2 separate regions of the Homo sapiens genome follow, and region 1 is linked to region 2. Evidence: chromatin loops called from intact Hi-C (ENCODE). Cell type or tissue: ascending aorta. All regions are shown on one strand. Links, peaks and the distances in the headings refer to the core of each region. The heading gives the core; the rest is flanking DNA.

Region 1 (5,102 bases), core at 1,345-3,844, 86 kb before region 2:
TGAGTTGTGCTGCTGTAAGAATTGGGATTTAAAGTTCCAAATGTGTGGCTTCCAGTATTTTCCTTCTAAAACAGACACACGTCTTATCCCATTTTTATGGTTACATCACAAGAATGATTCACATTTAATCAAACAAGTCAGGCAGAATGATAGCTAATCTATCTCAGGGTTTGTTGCAAATGTTATTTACACATATTGTGATATACCTGATTGTGTCTAGGCATCCACTGAAACAAACAAACAAATTTTATGACCTGTAGTTACACAGTTTCTAATTAGAATATGTGGGAAATCAGGGTCCAGGAATATGAGTTGAATAACATACATTCACTCTAGACCATATTTGGTTACCCTGGTACTTAAAATCTTAGTCACATGATTTAGACTTCTTGCAACACCAACTTCTTTTCTTCCTTTCTCCATGGCAGTCTTTGTATCATTTTTTTCTGCTGAGCACCAAACTCTTCTGGCAGTTTTTAAATTGAGGTTTGTAGTTTTAATGGTCTGGTACTATAAAAAGCCAACTTTGTGCCAAAATTTTTCCAAGACCAGACATGGGTTTTGACACCACAATAAATTAAAGATAAATAAAGAAACTGGCAGTGAAAATGAAGGATTTTTTTTTTTTTCAAGCAAGCAAGGGTAGCCTATTTGTAAATTTCAGGCATGTTTTCTTAGTACTTTAGCTCAATGTTACAATGCTTAGCTACATTAATCTGTTACTGGGTAACTCCAGAAAGAATGTTAGACCAAACCATTAAGAGATTGGCGATTTTTTTCCCCCTTGAGCATTATTGAAATTTGACAACATTCTCATAGTCTCTGCTTTCTTTTAAGGATTTGGCTATCAAAAATACGGGTAAGTAAAAGGAACCAAGAGAAACTAATGACCAAATGAATAGTAGTATTTAAAGTCTCAAGTTGCTATGATACAGGCTTCACCGTGACCTGAGTGGATAAATGCTAAACGGGATTTGCTTTCCGGAGAATCTGGGTGCCTGTTCCACCAATTCTGTTTGTCTCTAGCCTGGTTTTTTTTTGCCTCCTCCCTTTCCCAGCACCATTTATTTTGGGTTCTGAGAAACAGCTTCCTCCCATTACAGGCACCAATTCAATTAGGCAGGAGATAGTGCTGAAGGTTTTTGTTTCCATCAGCTTCTGCTGTGTAGATAGTAGCTCTGTTTGAAAAACTTTGAGAAGTTGTTGTGATGTGCCTCTTTCTGGGTTCCGATCCCTTCTCAGCCTGGTGATGCCATGGCATTCAAATCAATTTGTTTCTCTTCCCCTCCCCTACCCTACATCCATCATACAAAATGGGGGTGGTTGCACTAATCAGAGATCTGCTTTTTTCCCCCCACAGATATTGGTAAATTATTAAAAAACCATAAATTTTCTTCTAGATGCTAAGTAACTCTTAACAGTCTTCTGAGTACGTGAGTTTGGGATTTGGCCTTGCCCTTACAGAGACCTGTTAACTTTTCAAACCCGTGACTTAAAATTTACTAAAAATAACAAGTTTTGTTGTTGTTGTTGTTTTGTTTTTTGTTTTTTTTTGACATGGAGTCTTGCTCTGGTGCCCAGGCTGGATTGCAGTGGTGCAGTCTCAGCTCACTGCAACCTCCACCTCCCGGGTTCAGGCAGTTCTCCTCCTCAGCCTCCCGAGTAGCTGGGACTACAGGTGCGTGACACCACACCTGGCTAATTTTTTGTATTTCTAGTAGACATGGGATTTCACCGTGTTAGCCAGGATGGTTTCGATCTCCTGACCTTGTAATCCGCCCGCCTTGGCCTCCCAAAATTACAGGTGTGAGCCACAGTGCAAAGTGTTGGGATTATAGGCATGAGCCACTGCACCCGGCCAAAAAATAACAAGTTTTGAAGCATATTAGAAATAATCCAACAAAAAATTTATTTTTCTTTAGTCTTCTAAATTAGCAAGTTTTAGGCCACCATGTGGAACTGAACCTTTTTGGAGGTTTAAAATGTCAAAATACCTTGCCAGGCGCAGTGGCTCATGCCTGTAATCACAGCACTTTGGGAGGCCATGGTGGGCAGATGACAAGTTCAGGAGTTTGAGACCAGCCTGACCAACATGGTGAAACCCCATGACTACTAAAAATACAAAAAAAATTAGCTGAGCGTGGTGGTGGGCGCCTGTAATCCCAGCTACTCAGGAGACAGAGGCAGGAGAATCCCCTGAACTGGGGAGGCGGAGGTTGCAGTGAGCCGAGATCGTGCCATTGCACTCCAGCCTGGGTGACGGAGCGAGACTCTTGTCTCAAAAAAAAAAAGAAAAAAAAAGAAATGTCAAAGTAAGGAAGGAGTTGTGTGTATTTTCAGTCTTGACTTCATTTACTGTAAGTGCCGAAGCACCAAGTGGGAGGTGGTTTGGGAAGTATTTCTGATCTAAAGAGGAAACTCCATAAATCACCCATGGTAATGTGTCTCATTAGCAACACTCCAAGTAGATGACCAACATTCCGAGGAGATGTTGCTCATTTTCATCCTGCATCTTGGCCTTTGTGCTTACCTGGCCCTAGCTTAGATTTTAAAATTTAAACATTTTTGTTTCTCACTCTTGAAAACTTTGGTACTCAGATTCTTAAACTCCTCTGTTAAATAGTTTTCAGATTAGCCTAGTATAGCGTTCAAAACTGGAAACCACTGCCAGAATCCTCTAATGTGGGGGAAAACATGGCTATTATCATTGAATGTGCCTCCAAAACCTATCAAAGTTGGCAGATGTCCATGTGTTTGGCTTGGACCAATTTATAAAACGTTCACATGCTTATGAAAATTGTTATCTCTGCTATTCAGAATAGTTGAGTATAAAATTGAGCAGAAAAGCATAATAAGAGAAGAAGCTCTGCTATGACTTGCAGTATTTTTCTTTTGATCACTGAATACTACAAGAAGGATCTTTTGTTTGCGTGTTTGTTTCAAACTTTTCCATGTATAGAGGTGTCTTAGGTGAAGTGACAACTAATGACATGTGGAAGTCACTCTCTCTGGTGTTCTGTTTCTTCTATAACTACCCTCCCTTCCTGTCTAAAGAGAGAGGGAATAGCTCCTGAATTAGGTGAAACAAATAGTTTTTAATGTATGGTAAAAATAAGTCATTCTTCCTCTGTTGGCAAAATTCATTGTAGGTGCCTTTCAGTGTAGTTCTGCAAATGTTTTTTCCATTAGTTGGAGTAGAAAAGAGATGAAGGATTATCAGTTGTCAGGTATATTTTGCTTCTACCAAAGATGATACATAAATATGAAATATTTGCAGAACAAGCTGCAAAACCACTAGGTCCTAGAAATAAAATTCTGATGGTTAATGCATTTACTTTATAATATGACCACTTTTTCCTTTTAACATTTTCCCCAGTATGTCCTTAGTGCCTTTCCTGGAAATACCAAAAGGCAAACATCCCACTTTAATAGAAGTGATAATTGTAGTACACATTCTTAAGAGAATGCCTCCTTATGCCTACATTTTTATTGAGGGCTTTGTCTACATACATCCAGAGTCAACTTAACTTTTGGACCCAATTAACTGATTGGCCTGATGAATTTAATTAAAATAGGGGAAGTGCTTGTACAGAGAGGAACAGCATTAGTATAATGTGGTGGTTAAGATTAACAAGATTGATTTGACTTGATAATTAATTAATTTGATTAACAAGATAATTTAGTGTCAGGCGGAGACCTAGGTTCAAATCCTTACTATAGATGACCTTGGTTTTAAACTCTTTAAGTCTCATTTTTTCCCCATCCATTAAGATGTCATAAAAACACTGACCCCAGAAGGTAGTGAGAACTGGGGAGATAAGTTAGGGAAGTGCTCAGCACAACACTTGGGCCAGTCACTGATGGACGGTAGTACCTTTTGTTATTTTCTAGTATTTTTAAAGTATGTGTTGTCTGAAAGACACCATGTCTCAGATCGCTGTCAGATTTCTTTGAGTGAACAGAGTCACTTCTTTTTCTGAAGACATCAGTAGTGCAAGCATCATGTCTTTGCCTTGTATTTTGTTCATCTTTTTGCAGTTGGAACGTTTCTCCTTCCCTTATTTATATCAACTTTAGGTCGTGTTAACTGTCCCTATATTTTAAAAAATAACATTTTATAATTTCCATGCAAACTTAATTAATTTTCACAAAACCCCTGTAAGGTAGGCAAGGTAGATATTAGGTTATAGAGATAAAGAATTGTAAAACTGGAAAGAAATATGGCCTTGACTTCACCCTATCATTTTGCTGGTAAAGAAGCACCATGTTCAAGGTCCTGTATGTAGGAACTGGCAAAGATAACAAAGTAGATCTGAACTCAGTGCCCTTCCCACTATCCCATGCTGATCACTTTTCTTTTTAATTAAACTGCCCTGTTCCTGGCCTTCCATTGACAGGTTGCTTACAGCTCTTAATTTCTAGGGTTCTCAAAACTGTTTAATGAGTGTGTCTGGATTAAATCCAGATACTCTGACTATATAGAGCTCTTTTCATTTTCAAAGATATCTAAGTAAACACAGCATAGAATTCTTCACAAGTTCCTATCAATTTCCCCTTTTGAAAATTATGGCTCTTTTCTGTAGCTTTCTGAGACATCAATTCTGTGAACCTTTGCTTCTTTCTCTCACCACCTCTTGTTGTATGTTATTCTGACTTCAACTGCCACATTTTAAGTCATGGTAACCAGGAATCTATACTGAAATATTTTCATTAATTCTTATTTATTCGGCAGCATGAACAGTTGCAGGGATTCTTGGTGTACATTTGTAAGTTTTCCTTTCCTGTTGTATTTTATGGAATGTTAATTTTGCTCAATTGGGATTCCTTTGTCAAAACTGCTGTGATGACAGGGTCTTACGGCATCATGAATGTGTTCCCCTATTAATTAATATTATCTTAGCCATATAAGAAAATGACAGGCACATGCAGCTTGTAAGTGAAATGCAACCCAAGGAGCCGGAAGTCTTTCACCTAAACCTTAATTTTGTTCAATCGTTTGTATTTCAAGGTCTAGTCTGTAATTTATTCCCATAAACAATGTTGTTCTCCTGACCTTTCTTGTGTACCCTCCTCTGTCTGTATATTATCATTTTCCTTATTTT
Region 2 (5,102 bases), core at 1,412-3,911:
GCTATAACTCAGTTGCTATAGAAGTAATATTTTCTGTTTAATCACAGTTAAGTGTCATGACCTTTTGACCTTACATTAAACTTGCAGAAATGTGGTTAAATTTCAGGCAGCTAATTCAAAACCTGTGAAGTCAAGTTGAAGTTAGGATGCAAGCTCTCCGCAGATACAGAGGTTTTGTTGAAAAAAAATTTTTGTGTTTGCTTTTGAACAATGTTGTAAACGACTTCAAGTCTCAGAAAACGCTTTATTTTTAAATCAAAATTTTTCCCCTTGAAACATTTTGCCTGTTTTTTCTCTCCTCTCCCCAAAAACTGTACCATAAATATGCTTGTTTCTAATTTTGTGAAATTCTTTTGATCTAAGTTAATTTTATCTAATTTAAAAATTAAGTTACTTTGATTTTCCCTTATTTCATTTAGAAATTAAGTTAATCAAATTCCTTTTTTAGTTTGAAAATATGATTATATTTTTTAAATTAAAAAATGTTTAATTCTATAGAGGTGTACAAAAATCTGTTTTTGCAAACAAGTCCTTTTAGGATCTCCCAAATGCATCAGTACAAGAAAAAAATAATTCTTATAAAGCAGGGGAAACTTGTACCTTCAGAAAGACTTCTTTGAGTTATGCAGTTATTTCAAGAAAATGTGATGGAATATTAGGACTCTAGTATTTAATGGTGTTAGTCTGCGTAGTCTGTTGCTGGAATGCAGAGCTAAATATCAACAGAACTTGTTACTGTTGTTTGGGTTGCTTTTATATACCAGCTTCAAAATATGTTTTGACACTTTATTATGTTCTGAATCAAGCTTCAGATGTGTGTAATGAAGGATGAAGTCTTTATCAGACTCGAGTGTATAAATAGTGGAGAAGAGCAGTTTGGAAATGGTCTCTCTAAGAGAATGGTTGCTGAAGAGCTTCAAGTTGTGATCTGGCAAAAGCCAATGCCACCGTAGGTGTCCGCAAACCGGAGCGTCCTCTCTAAAGGCACAGGCTGCTGCTGCATTTCCCTCTCTTTCTTTTCTCTTTCCATCTTTTCTTTTTTTCATGTCTCATGTCATTTCTGTAATGTTCCCTTTCTTAGTTTATAGGTTGAACCTTTTGAGAAAGTCTGGCACCTCTGATGCACTTTCCCTTGCAGACCCTGTAATTTTTGGCTGTATTTTTATGTTTTTCAGATTCAAGTCAATCTGAAAGTCCCAGCCAGCCAAGTGACGCTGACATTAAGGACCAGCCAGAAAATGGTAAGTTTAGCTTGGGACTCTAGCTGCTGCTTTCAGAGTCCACAGCAGCCAGCAGGCCGACTAAGTGTGAGGATTTGGGGGCCTACCCTATAAGTAGCCCACAGTAGGAACAACTCCAAAGACTCGGAAAAACTCAAGTAGATTACTTTTAATAGGGCAGCTTCTTGTTCTCGGGATCACCCCAGCAGCCTCAGGACCCCCGGCCCTAAACACTATTAGGGTGCCCATGAGAACCTGAATTCCCAAGAACGTTGATTACCCAATTAAACTATGAGAAGTGGGGTTAATTTACCAAATCAGATTTTTTTTTAATAGCATTAAGTGAGGAGTCATGGCTTTTTCATTTCATTTTAGTTCTTTAATGTGGCAAATGCCCCATGATCATCTTCACTAGTGATTTAAGATCATTCATTCACAAGCAGTTTTAAGCCTTTTGGGAGCTCAACACTTTGCCAATTCCTTTAAGAAAAAAAAAAATATCTATGCTTTGAAGGATTTTTCTACCTTAAATTGTCTAAAATAAAATAGTGAGGATACAGGGCAGCATTAAATTCCACTGCTGCATAAATATCTAAATTTTCTGTTGCAGATGCTTTATTAAAATAGAACATACATTATATATGAATATCATAGTATCTGGTAAAATTTGAATTCGTGGCAGGCACTACAAGTATGAAAAATACTGTCATGGGTTGGAGTTTTATATTGAATAAAACTATCGGTTTCAATAAAAACAGAGACTTCAGTGAACTAGCAGTGCCTATCATATAACAAACATTGTGTTACATACTTTCACAGATATCATCTCATAAAATTCCAAAATGTTCTTCTTTGCTGATAGCACTGAGGACTCTGGTGGAATGCTTTACCTTGAAGGGCCTGTGGGGAGAATATGCCATTGTGATTAAAAGCTCAGGCTGTGGGCTGGGCGTGGTGGCTTTCACCTGTAATCCCAGCACTTTGGGAGGCTGAGGCTGGCAGATCACGAGGTCAGGAGTTCAAGACCAGCCTGGCCAACATGGTGAAATCATGTCTTTACTAAAAATAGAAAAATTATTCGGTCGTAGTGGCATGTGCCTGCTGTAATCCCAGCTACTTGGGAGGCTTAGGCAGGAGAATTGCTTGAACCTGGGAGGCAGAGGTTGCAGTGAGCTGAGATTGCGCCACTGCACTCTAGCTCTGGGCAACAGAGCAGAACATCTCAGGGGAGGCGGGGCGGCGGAAGCTCAGGCTGTGACCTGCATTCAAATTCTGCCTCTCCTATTTCTTACCTGTGTGATACTGAATAGGTTATTTAACCTCTCAGAGTATTGATTTATTCCTCTAAAACAGGGTAATAATATTACCTGTTTGTTGAAGAGTTAAATAAGATAATATGTGTAATGTGTTTACCATAGTATCTTTCATAGAGTTTATGCTTTAAAAATGTCAGCTGTGGTTCATTATGACTTTTATTATTTTTCTTGTCAATATAATTCTGTCATACTTTGTTTTTCACCCACTTTGAATGACCCCATTGCTTGAGTCTCTTCCTTTTGTTGTTCTGTACATTGTTCCATGTTGATCTCCATCCAATCTTTTGGAAAAGATAGGCAAACGGAATTATGTTGGTATTGTGGGGTGAAGGATCAAGTTTACCACATTAGCTATCCTATCACTGATTTTTCAGAATATGTTTCATTTCCTACCCATGAGAAATTTGATTACATTGCTGGATTCTAGCATTAAATATGGACTGCCTGGCAATTCCTCTCCTCATCCTGGTATTTTGGTGATATTTTCTTTATCAAAGTTGTCTTTTTAAAGCAGGCAGTTAAAAAAAAAAAAAGAGAGAACTCTGGAGGTTTGTTTTTAGTGTCATATACAGCTACATCTTATTTTTTGTTGACATTTTAAAGAGTGGTATTTATAGACTAGTTTCGTTCTTTATTTTCCACTTGACTTGTAGGTGATGTCTTCAAAGTTTCACTTTTTTCTACATATTGTATTTGTGCATAATCTCCCTAAAGATGTCTCCAGAGGTATAATTTTATTTTCATCTTCAAAAATGTGTGGACTGTACGGGTGTGTAGTTCGCGTATTTAGGTCTGGCCGCCCCTCTAGCAGGCCTGTGATTCATCTGTCTTCATAAAATGGCCAACAAGCTGTTCACATGCAAATATAAATTGAGAGCATGAGAGGCCTGGCATGCCTTTCTGGAGCTGCCTGCAATCCCAATATTGTGTGTTTCCCATTCCAGAAAGCAACCAGGATTGAGCCTGGATTTTTTGGCCAAAGGCAGAGAGATACTAGCCAAGTTCACTTTTAACCTCAGATCACTTGATGCTACTACCTCAAGGATTTACACTATCATTTTGGGGAAATCATGTGAGTTCAAAGAAAGAAAGTATTAATATCTAGGAGATAAAGTAATAAATTCCTATCTTTCAGTTTTCTATTTGTTTCAAAGAAAAAGTAGTAGAAGCTGGCTTATCTTAGCCCCAGTTGAAGAATTATCAGCCTACTCAGTTTTCTGCCTCTTGTCAATCTCAGATGAAGTTAGTGGAGGAAAAATGATTTTTCTCTTTTCCTTAAAGACACGTAATCCCAAAAGGAATAAATGAAGATTCAGGGCTGGGTATTTACATGCATTAGATAAGGTTCTACTCTCTGGTGTTGCGTTGATCAAGAGAATGTTTCCTCTTTTTCATTACCTCAGGATATGAAGATGAAGTGTGTGTTTCGTTTTTGTTTTGAAAGAGGGAACTCTCATAGGTGTATCAACAAAGCTCTAAGAAATTTTGGAATCTTGCTGATTGAAGAAGTAACAGACTTGATTCTTCAAATAAAATGGGAATTCATTACTTCACATATATGTATGTGTGTGTATATATATATGTATGTTTGTATGTATGCGAAAAAATAATATTCTTTTTATCCTAGCTCTTGAGAAAGGTAATGGGAAACGAATGGTATTTCCCTAGTAAACCATGGAGAATGAATAGACAAATGGTAACACGCTGTTTCATCCCAAACCGTAAACTGGGCCATGTAACTTTACATAAAGTGGATGCAGCTGTTTCTTCCCTGTCCAACTAGTCTGCTTTTTCTGTGGAATTTTTGCTTTCTTTTCTTGTACTCCCTTAAGACTCAACTGTAAAAGAAAACAAATCTTTGTCCAATTAGAGCATTAGATGGGAATTTTGAAGGAATTATCTGAAGCCCAGCGATAAAATATCAGAAGCTCTGAAACTCAAAATTGGTATAATATAATGGGTAAAAACTCTGCCTCTGGAGTCAAAAAGACCTGAGTTCAAATTAAATAATAGCTGAGTGACTGAGTAAGGTACACCCCAATCTCAGTTTTCTTACCAGTAAAACAGAAATACTAAAAGGAGGCCAGGTGCAGTGGCTCACGCCTATAATCCCAGCACTTTGGGAGGCTGAGGTGAGTCGATCACTTGAGGTCAGGAGTTCGAAACCAGCCTGGCCAACATGGTGCCCGTCTCTACTAAAAATACAAAAATTAGCCAGGCATAGTGGCACATGCCTGTAATACCACTACTCGGGAGGCTGAGGCAGCAGACTATCTTGAATCCGGGCAGCAGATGTTGTAGTGAGCCAAGATGGCACCACTTCATCCAGCCTGGGTGACAGAGCAAGACTCCATCTCAAAAAAAAAAAAGAAAAGAAAAGAAATAAAATACTAAAAGGACGTATCTCATGAGTGGTAAACTGAGAATATGCATACAAAATAGCATTCTGCCTGGTTCACAGTAAGGACTCAAAGGAAGGTTACCATTACTACCTTCCAGTTAAAGCTTGTCGTATTTACAACGAGTACGTATATTCAAGAGGTCCAAAGCTGGGAGCCTTGGAGTG

Evidence for each region. Peaks named below come from ENCODE experiments on the same cell type or tissue, not always from the same donor. Only the 100,000 strongest peaks of a DNase experiment are listed, where the experiment ranks them.
Region 1: a loop joins it to region 2, with 2.1 times the contacts of the local background. A loop is called at or near these places in 4 of 110 quality-filtered maps.

What each region holds. Positions count from the first base shown.
Region 1 is chr1:61,190,424-61,195,525 of GRCh38, forward strand. All of the region lies in intron 2 of NFIA (nuclear factor I A), which reads left to right. Among named protein-coding and RNA genes, the nearest start is that of NFIA-AS1, 61 kb to the right of the region's middle. In ascending aorta, for the core only: no CTCF peak of the experiment used is centred there; a DNase peak (open chromatin) is centred at 2,348; H3K4me3 peaks cover 963 bases; H3K27ac peaks cover 2,500 bases.
Region 2 is chr1:61,276,345-61,281,446 of GRCh38, forward strand. It overlaps NFIA (nuclear factor I A), which reads left to right. Exons shown (of 11, transcript NM_001134673.4): 3 at 1,176-1,241. Among named protein-coding and RNA genes, the nearest start is that of NFIA-AS1, 25 kb to the left of the region's middle. In ascending aorta, for the core only: no CTCF peak of the experiment used is centred there; a DNase peak (open chromatin) is centred at 2,377; H3K4me3 peaks cover 839 bases; H3K27ac peaks cover 2,500 bases.